Linked DNA regions of Mus musculus: all the other regions are linked to region 1. A link is a loop called in an ENCODE intact Hi-C map of the cell type or tissue named here. Cell type or tissue: left cerebral cortex. All regions are shown on one strand. Links, peaks and the distances in the headings refer to the core of each region. The heading gives the core; the rest is flanking DNA.

Region 1 (7,855 bases), core at 3,297-5,796:
AGCAGTTCGGTAAAGGAAAACTTTAGGCATCACTTGAAGTAGCCTCCATCAATGAACGGAGGAAGTCACACTGTCTGCTTATGTGTTCTGGAGTCTGAGGCTGACTTTATTTGCTTCCTAGACTGTTAGGTTTCCCAGCTTTCTGTCCTGGGCCCTCCTCTTCTCACGTTTTTTCTTGCTATTTTTCTGCCTCTAGCTTCCGCTTGATGTCAATGGACACACAAATCCACAGCTGGCTCCTGTGGCTCTTAAGCACTGGTTTCATTTCCTCCTGATCCTTACTTGACATTTCTATCTAGGTTTCCCAGAGAAACCCAGATTTGGTTTATTTGGTTACTCTCAGCATCCATCACTACAAGCCTCTGCCTTTGCTCCTGCTCCATATGTCAGATTCCATACATCAACTTCCTTACTGTTTCTACTTACTCTCAAAACTGTATACATTGTTTAAAACCTTGGCTCAAAAAGAACCTACTTTGCTATCTAGAATTTTTTGTGTTACTTATTTTAAAGATACGACTCTCTATGTTGCTCAGGCTGGCCTCAAATCTTAAATCCTCCTGCCTCAGCATCCTAAGTTATGTATTTGCCATGGAGGCTTTGTAAAGTGTTCTGCCTTGCTGCCCTTTACTCTTCTAATCCACAACTGCCAGTGTTGTCTCCTTACCACATGCATCTCATGACACCATCTCTCTCTTTACAGCATTTGCCTGGCTTCTCATCCTTCCCTGACTAAAGTTTATTTTCTAAGAAACATATGATCCTTATGATCTAATGCACCTGCTTCATCTTTCAATGTCACCTGCTCATATTCTGCAGCCTAGTCACTGAACTTCTCAGAGACCATGTTCAGGTGAGATTCTAGCTATATTCCCAGGCAAAAGATGCCTAAATGGCACTGCAGATCTCGAGGCCTCCAAGAGCCAGCTCAGGCTCTCAACGTCTCCTAGTCAAGGCTATGATTTCTAGAGCATTTGTATATAGTTTGGCCTGAGAATATGAAGTGTAAGTTTTGTGCCCTTTGTCTATAAGTGTCTAAAAAGACTTGTTCATGTTATTATTTATCTTTGAGCTCTTGATACTTTGATGTAACATAGCAGCACAGAGGTCTGACTGCTCTGTACTTTACACAAAGGGGCTTCATAAGCCTGTATCATGTTTTCAATCTCAGAAAGGAGAAAGTATGTACCAGGGCCCCTACATTCTTGAAATGTATCTAACATATATTCAAAAGTTCCCAACTATGTGTTATCTGTAGAATGGGAATGCCCCATAGTAGCTAAATGAATGAGACATAGAAAACACAAGCAAAACTTTATTTCGTCACTTATAGAGACAACCACATAAGAAAGAGTGACTAAAGATAGATGGAAGAGTTAGAATAAGATAGGATAAAAATTCATTGCCCTTGAAAACAAGTCAAAGACTAGATTCTCCCCAAGTCAAAAAGATGAACTGGTAGGCATAGCTCTGCTTAAATACAACTTTCCAGCAAATGCTGCTCATTACATAACGGTGACAGAATCATCTTAAATGAAAAACCTATTCTGAGAAGTTGGTGTACATAAGATGCATAAAAAAACATAATGCACACACCGGGAAATTGGTTTTCTATTCCTTATTCCACATGGATTTTCAGTGAGACCATGGACAAATCACTTGTGTACATGAAATGCTTGTATTATCTACTTGATCTACTCTGGAAAGCACTGAAAGAGCAAAGCAAATCACAAGAAAGTACCTGGATGCAGGGGGATGGTCAGAGACATTTTATAAGTCTAAGGAAACATAAGAGTCACTAAGAATGCTCAGTATGATTTTTGAATGGTTCCTGACAACACCAAGAGCTAGTAAAGGCTAAACAATGTGAGTAATTCTGCTGAAAGCAGTGACACACTCTTAAAAACATATTGTCTTTAAACTTACTTTTTATGTTATGTGTATGAGTGTTTTACCTGCACACATGCATGTTTATCATGTGCATGTTTGGTGTCTCAGGAGGTCAGAAGAAGGTGCAGGAGCCTTGGAAACTGGAGTGTGTGTGTGTGTGTGTGTGTGTGTGTGTGTGTGTGTGTGCCAAATCCAGATCCTCTGCCAAAGCAGCTAGTCACTGAACCACTTACACCATCGCTACAGTTCCTTTCTTAACAATTTAAAATTAGATACCTACAGTGGCAACTACTACTAAAATAGACAAAGTCTAATTCTAAGAATTCACGTATTTCTTTCACTCACTAACTGAATCTCTCAAATATATGTTAAACATGAACCACAATACACTGTATCAAAACATTAGGTAAGGTATTCTTGACAATCAAAAACATATGAAGTTGTCTATCCTCTAGATGCCTGGATTTTAATGAACTTTCAAAAAAGTTCTGATACTTAGGGGGAAAGAGTGAAAGAATTTCCCTCTCCTCTCCTCTCCTCTCCTCTCCTCTCCTCTCCTCTCCTCTCCTCTCCTCTCTTCTTCTCTCCTTCCCCCTCCCTCCCTTTCTCCATCCTTCCCTCCACCCCTCATTGAAAAAAATATATAAAATATGTCTCTCTGACATTATGGGGTACTTTGTATTCAGAAGACATTTGACATGTAACCTGTGAGTATATTAAGAATTGATAAACTGAACAAAATAGAGTGACTGGGCAGTAAATGCTTTCTTTAAGAAAAAATTATGGTTATCTTGCTTTTAAAATCAATTTTTTATCCGTATTAGGTTAAATTTTAAATAACAAAAGATAGGAATGTTAACAGTTTAGTGGGAGGAGGAGAGTGGAAACGACTTTTCTTTCTTTGATGTGAGTCAGTAGGAATAGGAAGCCCTAGAGACTCAAAGGAGAAAAGGGAACTTCCTATCCCAAAGGAGCAAGATTTAAGATAATGAAAAAATTGTTTTTTCATAGTACAAATAAAGAATTTCTATTTAAAAAAACCCTCTAATATGGTAAGTTTGTATAATACTTTCAAGTTAAAAAAGAGCTGATGAATTTTTAAACTGTTTTGTACTATGCATTCATAAATAAGACAAGTTTCTCAGTGGAAAAATGTTTATACCAAATACAATGCTTCCAGAAATCAGGCATATTTGAATTAATTTCACAAATCACTCTAACCAATTCATCAGTAACTTATGGACCATCATTGAAGCTTACCGTTTATTTGGATCCTTTATCAAGAGCCCTGAAAGCAATGATTTTGCATCTGAAGAGAGTGTTCGGGGGAATTTAATGTCTTCCATTAGTATTAATTCAAAGAGTTTCTCATGATCCTGGTTGTAGAAAGGCAACCTTCCACACATCATTTCATACATGACAACACCTAAGCCCCACCAGTCCACGGCTCGGCCATAGTCATTATCTTCTAATACCTAGAAGTAAAACCAGAAAAATGACAAATTTTTACAACAACACAACAGCAGCAGCAGCAGCAGCAACTTCACTATTATAGTCTTGGCTCTTCTTCTTCCTCCTCCTCCTCTCGCTCCTCCCCCTTGTCGTCATCGTCATCATCAGATAGCTTTACTATATATTCTTATCATCATCATCTAGCTTTACTATATATTCTTGACTGGCCTGGAACTTGCTATGTAGACTAGCCTGGCTTTGAATTCATAGAGATCTGTCTGTATGCCTCTGGACTGCCATGTCCAACCCATGTACATTAACTTTTAAAGCATTATTCAAAAGAAGTAAATTTACTATCACCAATGACAACCTATGGAGCTGCAACTAGAACCCAAGGCCTTATGCACGTGTTTTGCCACTAAACCACACCCTCAAATGCAAATGTGATTCTTGCTTGATGGAATATTCCTCATCCTACTTTAATTACATAACTACATTAGAGTTGATACTAAACCTCAGTTTATTTGACCCTTTCCTCAGCTTTGAGGAAACCTGTTCTAGCATATGAATTTCATCAATTAAAATTCATATTTTGAATTAATCAAATATTTTGTAGATTTTTTTAGATATTTCTGACAGTCACATTAAAGTTACCTATAAATACTATGACAGGCATGAATATTTAAAGATTATGGAGAGAATTTCAAAAACTCAAATCAAATCATTGTTTTATTGCATCCAAGAACCTAAGAAAATACTCTGTAACCTAAGATCACAAATCTAGTTACTGTGAGTAAAGAAAATATTCTCTGGAAGAGAAACATTTGGAGAATTTTAAATAGAAAAAGCATTCACATATTTTTGTATCTGAGTAAGTAATATGAGTGGGGACAAAAAGAAAAAAGAAAAAACGAAAAGAGAAGAGAAGAAAACTAAGGAATAGGGTCAGGAAGCGTAAGGAACCCTCTCATTTCTTAGAGGAAATACAGCCTGTACCTTTTAAAGTAACACTGACTGTTGAATAGCTCATTAGTGAGGTGTATTGTTTCCTGGACAGTTACCTAACCTATACAGAATTTTACCCAATAATAAAACAAAACTCTAACTAATCTTTAACTGCATTCCTACAACACCAACAAAACAGTGGCATACATGAAAAGGAGCCAAATGTGGTTTTTAACCTCTTTTTTTCATAAAACCATAAAAAGCATAAAAGCTGGATTAACTGCCTTCTGAACCCACATTTCACCAGCCGGGTTCTCATCCCCAGCTGGCAAAACTGGCAATCCTTTATTTTTGTTTAAATGCCTGGTTTTCAGCCAGACGGGTAGGAGTACATAAAATGAAGGTTTTCATCTGAAGAGAAAAGGCAACTACAAATCAGAACTGGACTGTAAGAAAATCTATGTGATAAAACTAAATAATTTTTGTTAGCTCTGTACAATAAACACTGATCCTCAATACAGACAGTTTTGCGTCTGACGCGTGGACCGTCACTGACAGAGAGATACATTTGGACGAAACTTGGACTGTCTGCGGTATTTCTTTGTGGTCAACAATACTGACGTAATGCACTCTGTTACTAACATGCAGACTTTGCATTGCTGAGAATGTAAAAGCACAGCCAGTCGTAAGAGGCTTTTCTATCAACTACAAACATTTTATATAAGTTATGAGGTGAGATGTACAAGAAGTAGAAATAAAAATGACCGTTGCATTATATGCACAGACACACAATGTCAAACACGTTCACTATTCACCTATTTTCTCTCTTATATAGAATGATTTTAAAATGCAGTTCTGTGAAACAGTCTCAATTTTCAAAATCAAGTTCATTATTCTAAAATATAAGTCCTTTGTATTATTTTTTGGACAAAAATTTTCTTTCTTACTCAAAGTACTTCTTTTTCTAAAATTCTAGTAAAATTTGTGCTTTTTAACCTAATTGTTAAAAAATCTCTCCATTTCTTCTAATGAAGGCTTTCCATAGCAAACCAGCTCATCAATTTCATGATCACTGTGGAGGTGAGAAGGTATCACAGACAGTGGTCTAAAGGCAAACTGATAGGGCAACCTAATTCTACCTCATTCAACTTCATCTATCATACTATTAGTTTGTAACTGCAGATGAGAACATACTCTGAGAGAAGAAATCAGTAAAAGAGTAATCTTGAAAATGACCTAAGTGTCTTTTACCTTAAAGCAATATAGACCTTTACCCAAAATTCCAAACACAAGCAGGAATGAAGACATCTAGTGCTGACTTACATCCTCACCTTAGTAAAGTTCGATAGCCTATCCACTCCACAAAATTCCCAGATACAAGGGACGAAAGCAGTCCACTAAGTGGGGAAAGACCACATCAAGTACAACTCAAACAGCTCAAACTTCAGGAAAGAACACGCAGACATTAGAAAACAAAAACAAAAGCAAAAACAAAAAAACCCCTAATATTCAAACAGGTAAATTAACATCAAACATTCGGTAACATCTGATGAAAATACTTGCACTCATTTTTAAAAGCCTGGTAAGTAAACAAACAAGCAAACAACAACATCAATCCCAATTTTTAATCTACAAATATGCTCTTAATTACTAATTTTGAAAGATGACATTAAGTAACTGGTAATTCTGAATGACAACATCTATTAAGTGTTTCCATATTAATATAATAGAAATTTTCAAAGGCATTTCACTCCAGTCTTACTTTACCAAGAAGGACTTGGAAGAGTGAAAGCATACCTTTATCAGTTTGCACCCAAGGCTAGCAGCTATAAGAAAGCAAGGCATGCCCTGCAGTGGCTGCTGCTCAATCAATAATCCTGACAGAACAGATGGGAGAAAAATCAAACATCTAAACAAACTGTCTACACACCTATGTTGTGAAAGTAAACTGTGAACTTGGATGAACCAATTTACTACTTTTTCAATTTTTTTGGTATCCTCACTTTTCAGGTAACTAATATATATGTTATATAGAGATATGTATCTATAATTCATTCTTTATAAAGACTTTTTATATGTTCACATCAATGGTATTTGATAAAATGACAAGTTTTCTTATTAAGATTTTAAGAGATTATAGTTTAAAGAGGAGCATATAATTCATATGATCCATGGTTTGTCAATATTTTTCATATTGCTATTTTATATAACATTATAATTATTGACCTACTATTTTAATTCTTAAGATACAATATCTGTAGATATAATATGCAATTTTTTCTGTTTTATGTTTTTTGTTACCTCCTTTCATGTAAAATTGACGGAATGCAGCTAACATCACAATTCCAAAAGCAAACCAAAGTCAGAACAGGAAAATCCCTTAAGAAAAAAATCTAAGCATATACAATATCAGAAATTCATCATGCATGAATATATCTTCCTATAGTTCTCTATACTGCCTGTTTATCATACAGCAACAGACATTAAGGAATTCTAAAAAACTGGGCCATGTGATTCAAGTAAAAATCGGCATCGTTAGTATTCCCACTCAAGGTTATTGTTTTATATCCTCAGCATTCAGAGGATTTACAATTATATTTTGTGCTTCAATTAAAATCCTACCAAATAGTCTGATTCATCACATTAAGAAGAAGCTTACATGAAATATAGCTAGCATAAAAACTCACAACTTCTAAACTAGTAAATGGCACTAGGTGTAAAAGTTGGAGGGCATTTATTCTGTTTTACTTCACTTTTAAACAATATTCAATTATTGGACAAATTGTGATAACTGTTAATGTTACTCATAATAGGTGCATAGTAAAGAAATAAATTAAATCAAGTAACAAGGCAACCCATCTGATAGAGGTTCTTAAATATGAATTCTAACTATGAGGCAGACAACAACTAGAACTAATTACTGTGCCCCTGATGAGACTTAAATTTACTTAACTTCCCTTTAATACTAGGATGACATATTTTCAGACTACCAGAAAGAGAAAAGGGCAGGTGTTGAAAAATTATTCGTAATTAAATAAAATGTTAGCGTTCAAAACAATGTTAGCTAAGTAACTCTTTTTCATGAAGCTTAGGAGTCTAAGACTAATTTCACAATTTGTAGAAATACAGCAGATTTTATTCAAGGGCTACTTTGAACGTGACTATGGACATTACTGGTTTTGCCTGCAGACTATAGATGCACATGTAACGGGCCACATTCATTTTCACGATGAGCTCCTAAAGACAATACTTAAAGAGTCGACTGGATGCTATCCTCACATTTAATCCTCATTAATCAAAATTTCATCAGGGTTATTTCTATCTGTTCCCTTCACCTACATTAATTACCTCATACTCATCTACTCCCATGACTCTACCTACTTCTTATTAAGTTAGTGTATATTTCTGATTTTAAATTTTTATGTAGTTAAATTTTCATTTGTATTGATTTATCACAATAAAAGATTTCTTTACCAAAAGTTACCAATATTCAAATGCATTTCAGATATTTTTTAAAAGTTATTTCAGATATTAAACAGATTTCAAAAACAATTATATAGAGTTCTAA
Region 2 (3,452 bases), core at 446-2,945, 120 kb before region 1:
TCCAAATTAAAGAAAATGAAATGGGCAGAAACAGAGTGTAGATTACCTCCTTTTTGTCAAAAATGGTGGGAATTTGAAAATTAATAATAAAAAAGGGAACAGATGCAGTAACATGCCAGAGGGAGATTAATGTGGAGAGTGAAATCTGTGAGCAACAAAACTGAAGCAAACTGAATCAGTGGGAGGTGGTTGTACAATCAAAATCAGGATAAAAGAGAAATTACAAACAACCCTGCACTTGTCAAAGTAGTAGTAATGAAACCCTGACTCTGCCAGCAGCGAGAACCTGTGTTAGCACTTTGGGGTAAGGATGGTAGCCGGGTGCCAGGTAGGAGGGCAGTGTTAGGTTGCTGGGCAGCAGCCATCTTGTGTGGAACAGATGGCACTGAAAGCTGGCAGGGGAGGGGCTCCTTAGCAGAACTAATCAGACAGTAACAGATAGGGCAGCTGGGAAGACTGACCACAGAGAGGGAGCCTGCGGGGTAGCTCAGTGCCACGGTGTGTGCAGCGGTGTGCCCATTGGTCTGCGGGAAGACCTTGCAATGCCTTTCCCATCGATGGACGCACTGAAACTTTTGTTCAAAAGGGAGAATTGAGTTGGAGTGTCTCAAACTTGGGGGTGGGGTTGGGTGTTGGAGAGAGACTGGGAATGGAGGTACTGCCCATCTCTGAATTCGTTGCATGAGTTTTCAATGTCAGCTTCTGTGGAACTTTGATTTTTGCAGCATGTGTGGCTCTGCCGTTCTCTTCTCCACTGTAGCACGCCAAGTGATCGCTCTATATTTTATCCACAGTTTGCAGCATCAGGACTATACATAAAATTAGAAAAGACTTCCTGGTATGATTTCTCACAAATGAAAACTAAAAGCAACCAGGTGATATGTATGTTTCTCCTTAATAATTCTTAATAACCTAATTCAAGCTATGGTTGACTTACAGCCACTTGCTCGTCCTTTTTGCTCCATGTAATTGTGGACTAAACAACAAAATCTAAGCATAATTTAGAGCCCAAACCTTAAAACAAAAATCAAATTACTGTGCAAAAATGAGAAGCCAACCTGTTAAATTTAATTGTGCATTGAAGAGCCATAATTCCAGATAGGTCAGCACATTTATTCAAATGCTATGCCTTTGACAACAAGATTCAGGTCTCCTACGTCTGTTTTCAAACTTGTATCTTCCTTTCTCCTTTTTATTTTTCCAGAAGGTTTATAGCTTGGCTCAAATTATTCATTTTGGAGGGGGGAGGGGGAAACATTACCAGGATTTGAAATAGGTGGTATAACATAGCCATATGCTATTTATGCAGCAGTTTCTGCAATAAATCTAATTTGGTGCTGTCAAAAAATCAGACTTATTTGATATAGCGGCACATTAGTAAATGATTGTGGCAGATTTAAAGTTGTCATTTAGTCTCTTCTAACTCTTAAACAGAATCTTGCAAACCCGTCTTCTCTCTCATCAAGTCTATGAAAACCTCCCAGGTCTTTGTCCTACAGTACTGCAATATTTTCATGTCTCAAAGCAGGTTTTGCCTAAAGGTAACTGAGAAAAAAGGGTGAAAAATGAATATCCTCTGTTGTCAAAATAACATTGGCAGTCAGAGATCAATAAAGCGGGGAAAATGATAGTGTCTCCAGCCTGTGTAGTTCTTAGAAAAGCAGAGCAGCTAGGCAGGCACATTCAGAATGAAGAGAAGCTAACATCAGTTCTTTATTAAGGAGCTGAATGTTTTACCTTGCATCCTACACCCATATGCTGTTTTAGGAAAACTGGCATTAAAGATGTGAACGACATCAGCTCCGTCTTCACCTAGTAATGCCCTTAGAAACGGCTTCCCTCTTCTCTACTGCAACCTGGCAACATAAGTGTGCTGCCTTTTTTTTTCCCTGTAGAATTTATGTCTAAGGTGTTGTTATCAAATGAAACTTTCTCCTTCCTACTCCTTCTATTTCAAAGATATAATAAACATTGCATATTAGGCAGGCAAATATTCTCTGAGTTCCTGAGTGAGTCCTTCTGCAAGAGGAGCCCTGACACTGCTCCCTCGTCTTTGCCGTATGCTTTTACAGAAGGGAGCTGTGTATGGGAGCACGCATCCAAGCCCCTGTGTGTGCCTGGGGTGACGCTACCGTGGTGCTCAGCGATCTTTCCCTCTTGTCTCTGTTCTTACCTTTCAATGTCCAAAAGAAGGTTACATGTCTTTCCGAATCAGTGTTCTGAGGGGCAAGGTCCCTTCACCTAGTGCAAGCAGCCTCTATTAGACCAGCATTCTGCTAATGTTTGCTTCTCTCATGTAGCACTTCCACCACCAAGGGGTCCACTTACCAACACAGTCCCAACACAGTACCGTTCCACAGCAGGGACGCAGGTGACCAAACGCCCATCATACACAGCTCTCCCTAAAGAGAAAGAATATGCAGAAAGGTATTAAGCTTGCTGGGCACAGCAGTTTTGAAATTTTCTCCACATATAGCAGAAACTATGTAGAAATTCTATTTCAGAGAGAGAAGAAAAGAGTACTCCCCTTTGAGCTCATAGTTTCAGTACAAAATCCACATATTAAATATTATTGCATATTACATAAGAAGGATTTAAATAATATACTTAGGGCTAGTAATATATTGGGAATTGATGCTAAAAATATCCCTTCAGTTAAATTTTAAGCTGCAAATTTTGTTTGGCTTTGTATTTAGCAACACAATGATTTTCCTTCACATGTCCGGAAAACTGCTTTGAGAAAAATCTGTTTTATAAATTGTGCATATTTAACCAATCAAAACCCTGAGGTTTCAATTTTAAATTCCCTCTGTTTTCTTGACTGGTTAAAAACTAAAACCTGCTTTCAATTTTCAAAAGAAAAAATTTAATTCTTTAATTTTTAAGGAATTTATAAAAACTTTGCAAAATGCTGGTTAGCATCAGCATCTGAGACCTGATTAAATCTCTAGGTGACCCTGCGCAATCCCCTGTAGCCGCCTGACTGAATGCCATCGTGTCATGTTTAGGTGCGCTTTCTGACAAGGCTTTGGTTACACACCTAAAAACAAAAAGCTTCCCCTTTTAAATTTGAATTCATAAATTTGAAGAGAGTCACTGCTTTTTTTTTTTCTTTTCTGGACAATAATAGTATCTGAAGCTACTAATAGCAGTTAAACCTGAGAGGGTTCTGTTCGTCTTGTGAGACCGAGTATCCAGTCGCTGAGGATAACAATCATCCGACCGAGTGTCCGGTCCCCTTCGTTTCTGTGCTTGCTGCTGTTCACAGAGCTGATCTGTCAGGCAGCTCACACCTCCTTAGGTGGATTGTATGTTCACTTGGCAGCCTCTATTTTGTTATTATTTAAGCAGAACCTTACTTTTAAATGTTAGATTTAAAATGTGCGTGGTTTGATGTGTATATTCTGGGTTATAAGTTTTTCAAAGCAGTGATGGAGCTGTGTGTTAATCCT
Region 3 (3,452 bases), core at 446-2,945, 120 kb before region 1:
GCCTTTGATTTCAAATTTCAAAAGTATGACTTCCCAAACTTCACTTTAAAAATCTCCATTTCCATGATTACTCCCTTAGAAGCGAATTGTGTCTAGATGCACATGCATGCCTTTGGGATATGGTGTTCTGCAGGCCAGGGGAAAGTCACACTTTGCCAAGAGGAAGTTATATCACTAGGGGGCAAGGTGTGAAGGACCCTGGGTAAAAAAAGAGCAAGTGGGTGTCTGCTCCGTTGTCCCTGTCAGTTTTAAAATATGATCACAAATTTTTTTCTTTGCCTGAGTAGTTTGGAGTGGGAAGAGGGAGCAAAGAGAGGTTCTCTGTTCATGTTCATCTGAGCCTGATATTGCCCATTGCCAATATAAATGGAAAGAGGCGTGGCCACTTCCTTGAGGTTGCTTGGTTGTTTACTTTAGAAAATGAGCTCTGACTGCAAGTAGCAAGAAGTCAAGAGTGCAGTGAGCATGTGCCGCACACTGTCTGGTTCCGTATAGCAGTGTCTGCTTGCTGCTAGTCTATGACGTGAGAAACATAAACACTGTGTCAGTATAGAAACCAATATAGCTATGTATAGACACATTTCATTTCTACTTCCTCCGCCCTTCTTTTCTTATTTTGCATTAGGGATTGAATTCCAGCCTGGCCTTATGCATGCTATGAACACAGTGACCACTGAGCTACACATACCCATAGCACCTATGTACATTTAAATGGCCACAACAGGTAATGAGTAAGCTTTTAAAACTGGAGTGGGTATCATTTTTAAACAATTGATAAGCAGTTCAATTAATGAGCATATATATTTAGTGTATTGCATTTTTACAAAACTAGTGATTTACAAATGAGCAGGAGCTCAAAGAAATCTGGTTGAGTACAAGAAGTTTGAGATGCTCTCTGTCTCAGTGCTAACATAGAGCTAGATTGAGAACATCCCTTAATAGATGAAGAAGATGAGTCTTAGAAGGGGAAGCTTGGAATTACAATGAGGAAGGGAAAGAAATGGAGGGTTTGAAGTTGGCCAGTAGATGCCACAGTCACACACACACACACACACACACACACACACACACATGTATAAAAAAAATTTAAAAACCCATAGTTTAGAGCTAGGTATTTAAGGGTTTTTTAGGGTTGTAAAATCTAAGCTTGGTGGCCAGAACCAAGCTCTCTCTTTATTTCCAGTCCCCCCACACCAAGCGTGGCATCAGGTGTTTAACATAAATTTACCTCTGCTCTTTTCTATTAAGGGGAAAAAAGGAAAAAGAATAGCATTTATCAGTTTGTTTAGGTCCCAGCCCTGAGCCCCACTGGGCTCATTTGAAGAAGACACTTAGCATCAATGTATTTCTTTATGTTGCATGGTTAACTTCAGTTTTTTTCCTCTTGCGTTTTATTCAAGAATTTTTAGCCTAAAGTTTCCATTTAAAAGTTAAGCTCATTTCCCCCTCTTGTACTCCTTTCATGAATAAATTAAGCAGAGAACGTGTCAAAAATAATTTTAAATGAATATATGTGCAACCAACATCTTCAAGGCTCAAAATAGATGGCCTTGGTGCTGTTATAAATTGCATCCTCTTTTCCTCCCCCACCCAGTATCAGGGAAAGTAGGCTGTCAAGGAGCCAGGAAAACAGAGGCATTCCATTTTGCTCTGGTGGACCCCACACTGCCTATGCGTGGTCTCTCCACCTGTCTGACAGGCGAGACACCCTGGTCTCAGAGTGGCCCTGGGCAGAGAGACTTGAGCGAGAGGCTGCCAGCAAATGTGTGTCTGCAGGTTCTGCTCAATGTTCCCTGGCTCGCTGCTCTCAGTTCTGCACCGCCCAAATGTGTGTGCAATGAACATCGACGCTGGGGGTGCTCTCCTCTCCCCTGCCACACAGGCCCACAGCCTGGAGCATGGCGGCTGAGGCAGCCAACTCATCTTCTGAAGAAGCCCAGAGGAAACCAAGAGCGTATTGCCCACACCACTTGCCTGACTCAACAACAAGGAGCATCAAGTTCAATGAAAATAGAAGGGGAAAGGTAGCAGCATGTGGTAAAATAATGTTCCCAAGTCAGCGTTTCTAAAAGAAAGTTCTGTCCTCCCATACTACTGTAAGATCCATGGAGGGAAGGGAACAAGTCATTGGCTTAATGGTGTTTAATTTCTTCTCACCCACCTCCTCCCTCCTCCATGGCTTTGTTTAGTAGGTCAGTTGTTAGATAGCACTCCTTTTTTATTTAATAACCACGTGCTTATTACACAGTGAGTCATTGATTGATAAATCCAAGACATGAAGTTTATTAAGACTCTTAAGATGGTTTAAGAGACTGGGAAATGCTTCATTCTCCTCTGTGACCTGACACAGACTGAAGTCAGCCTCATGGGGAACACACTGCTCACAGTTACACCATATAAGCCCGCAATTGGGGTTGGGGGTGGAATGCAGTCAGTTTCAGGCCGGAGCAAGTACTAATAGGTTAAAGCAACATTCGGGAAGCAGCCTGTAAGGCAGACGGCTAGCTAAGTGAAGTCTGTTCCACAGTGGCTCCGTGTGGCCTCCAGCATGCTTCCATCACCTCGGAGAGAACTGAGTCTCTTTCTCATGTCCTGGAGTTTACCAGGAAAGAAAAATGGGTTGCTTGGGTTTTGAGGTCGAGGGGGGATTCCTTCTGCAGAAAAGGTACTCTTAAAAAGTCAGCCTTGAAAACATTGTTGTCTTTACCGGAGCCTGTTTCTGACTAAAAGATTTACCCAAAGAATGGACCCAGAGGTAGAAGGGGAATTTTATATGACTGCACTTCTACTTGGACATGACATCTAAAAACAAAGTACCATGTCCCTAGTGGGTAAGCAGGTTGCCCTTGCCTGCCTTCTGGAAGCTGACTCAGTTTGCTTCAGCAGGCTGGCTCTCCTTGATTTAGACACATCCTTGTTCTGTCAACTGCCCTTCATTTTCTAGAAATCATATCTGAGTCTTGATGAGGATGCATGGATATGTAAAATCATGTTAACACAAAGTTCTGTAAATTAGAGAGAGGGGCTGTGCTTCTATGCTTCTGCTTGTTCAGAGACTTCAATGCTTTAAAACGAATTCATATAAAAAGATGATGATGATGGTAATCAGCCGTCACAATGTTCAGTCTAGAAAACTTGAGGCTAGTTGAGGGCATGATCCATTACTCTAGGTAGCCCTTGTTGGCAAGGTTATAGCGTTGACAAATTAAGGCTACAGAGAGTACTCCCTCTTTTCTAACTTTAGTCTTTGTCTTTAGAGGGAAAGCCATCCTTTCCTTCCTGATATTGTCCTTTGCTAATGGCAGCAGCGTTGCAGCCCAGGGCTCCTTAAGTTCTCCTGTGAGCACTGCTGGCACTTGGGTTCTTTCTCTCCCTGAAAGAAGACATCTATTCAGAATCCTTAGTGGTTGAATTGGTCAGCAATGTTTCAGCCGAGAAAGGATGATAATCCT

The links. A loop is a pair of places that touch in the nucleus more often than their neighbours do. Peaks named below come from ENCODE experiments on the same cell type or tissue, not always from the same donor. Only the 100,000 strongest peaks of a DNase experiment are listed, where the experiment ranks them.
Region 2: it touches region 1 in a loop (5-fold over the local background); 3 of 42 quality-filtered maps call a loop at or near these places.
Region 3: a loop joins it to region 1, with 2.0 times the contacts of the local background. A loop is called at or near these places in 3 of 42 quality-filtered maps.

Annotation. Positions count from the first base shown.
Region 1 is chr1:177,046,888-177,054,742 of GRCm38, forward strand. It overlaps Akt3 (thymoma viral proto-oncogene 3), which reads right to left. Exons shown (of 13, transcript NM_011785.4): 10 at 3,151-3,365. Among named protein-coding and RNA genes, the nearest start is that of Gm15423, 110 kb to the left of the region's middle. In left cerebral cortex, for the core only: no CTCF peak of the experiment used is centred there; a DNase peak (open chromatin) is centred at 4,718; H3K27ac peaks cover 1,862 bases.
Region 2 is chr1:176,929,527-176,932,978 of GRCm38, forward strand. All of the region lies in intron 13 of Sdccag8 (serologically defined colon cancer antigen 8), which reads left to right. Gm15423 (a long non-coding RNA gene) reads right to left here. Exons shown (of 5, transcript XR_003948788.1): 3 at 2,329-2,402. Among named protein-coding and RNA genes, the nearest start is that of Gm15423, 9.7 kb to the right of the region's middle. In left cerebral cortex, for the core only: no CTCF peak of the experiment used is centred there; DNase peaks (open chromatin) are centred at 1,771 and 2,204; H3K4me3 peaks cover 1,005 bases; H3K27ac peaks cover 2,500 bases.
Region 3 is chr1:176,925,736-176,929,187 of GRCm38, forward strand. The region is part of intron 13 of Sdccag8 (serologically defined colon cancer antigen 8); the gene reads left to right. The region is part of intron 3 of Gm15423 (a long non-coding RNA gene); the gene reads right to left. Among named protein-coding and RNA genes, the nearest start is that of Gm15423, 14 kb to the right of the region's middle. In left cerebral cortex, for the core only: a CTCF peak has its summit at 1,867; a DNase peak (open chromatin) is centred at 1,756; H3K27ac peaks cover 2,319 bases.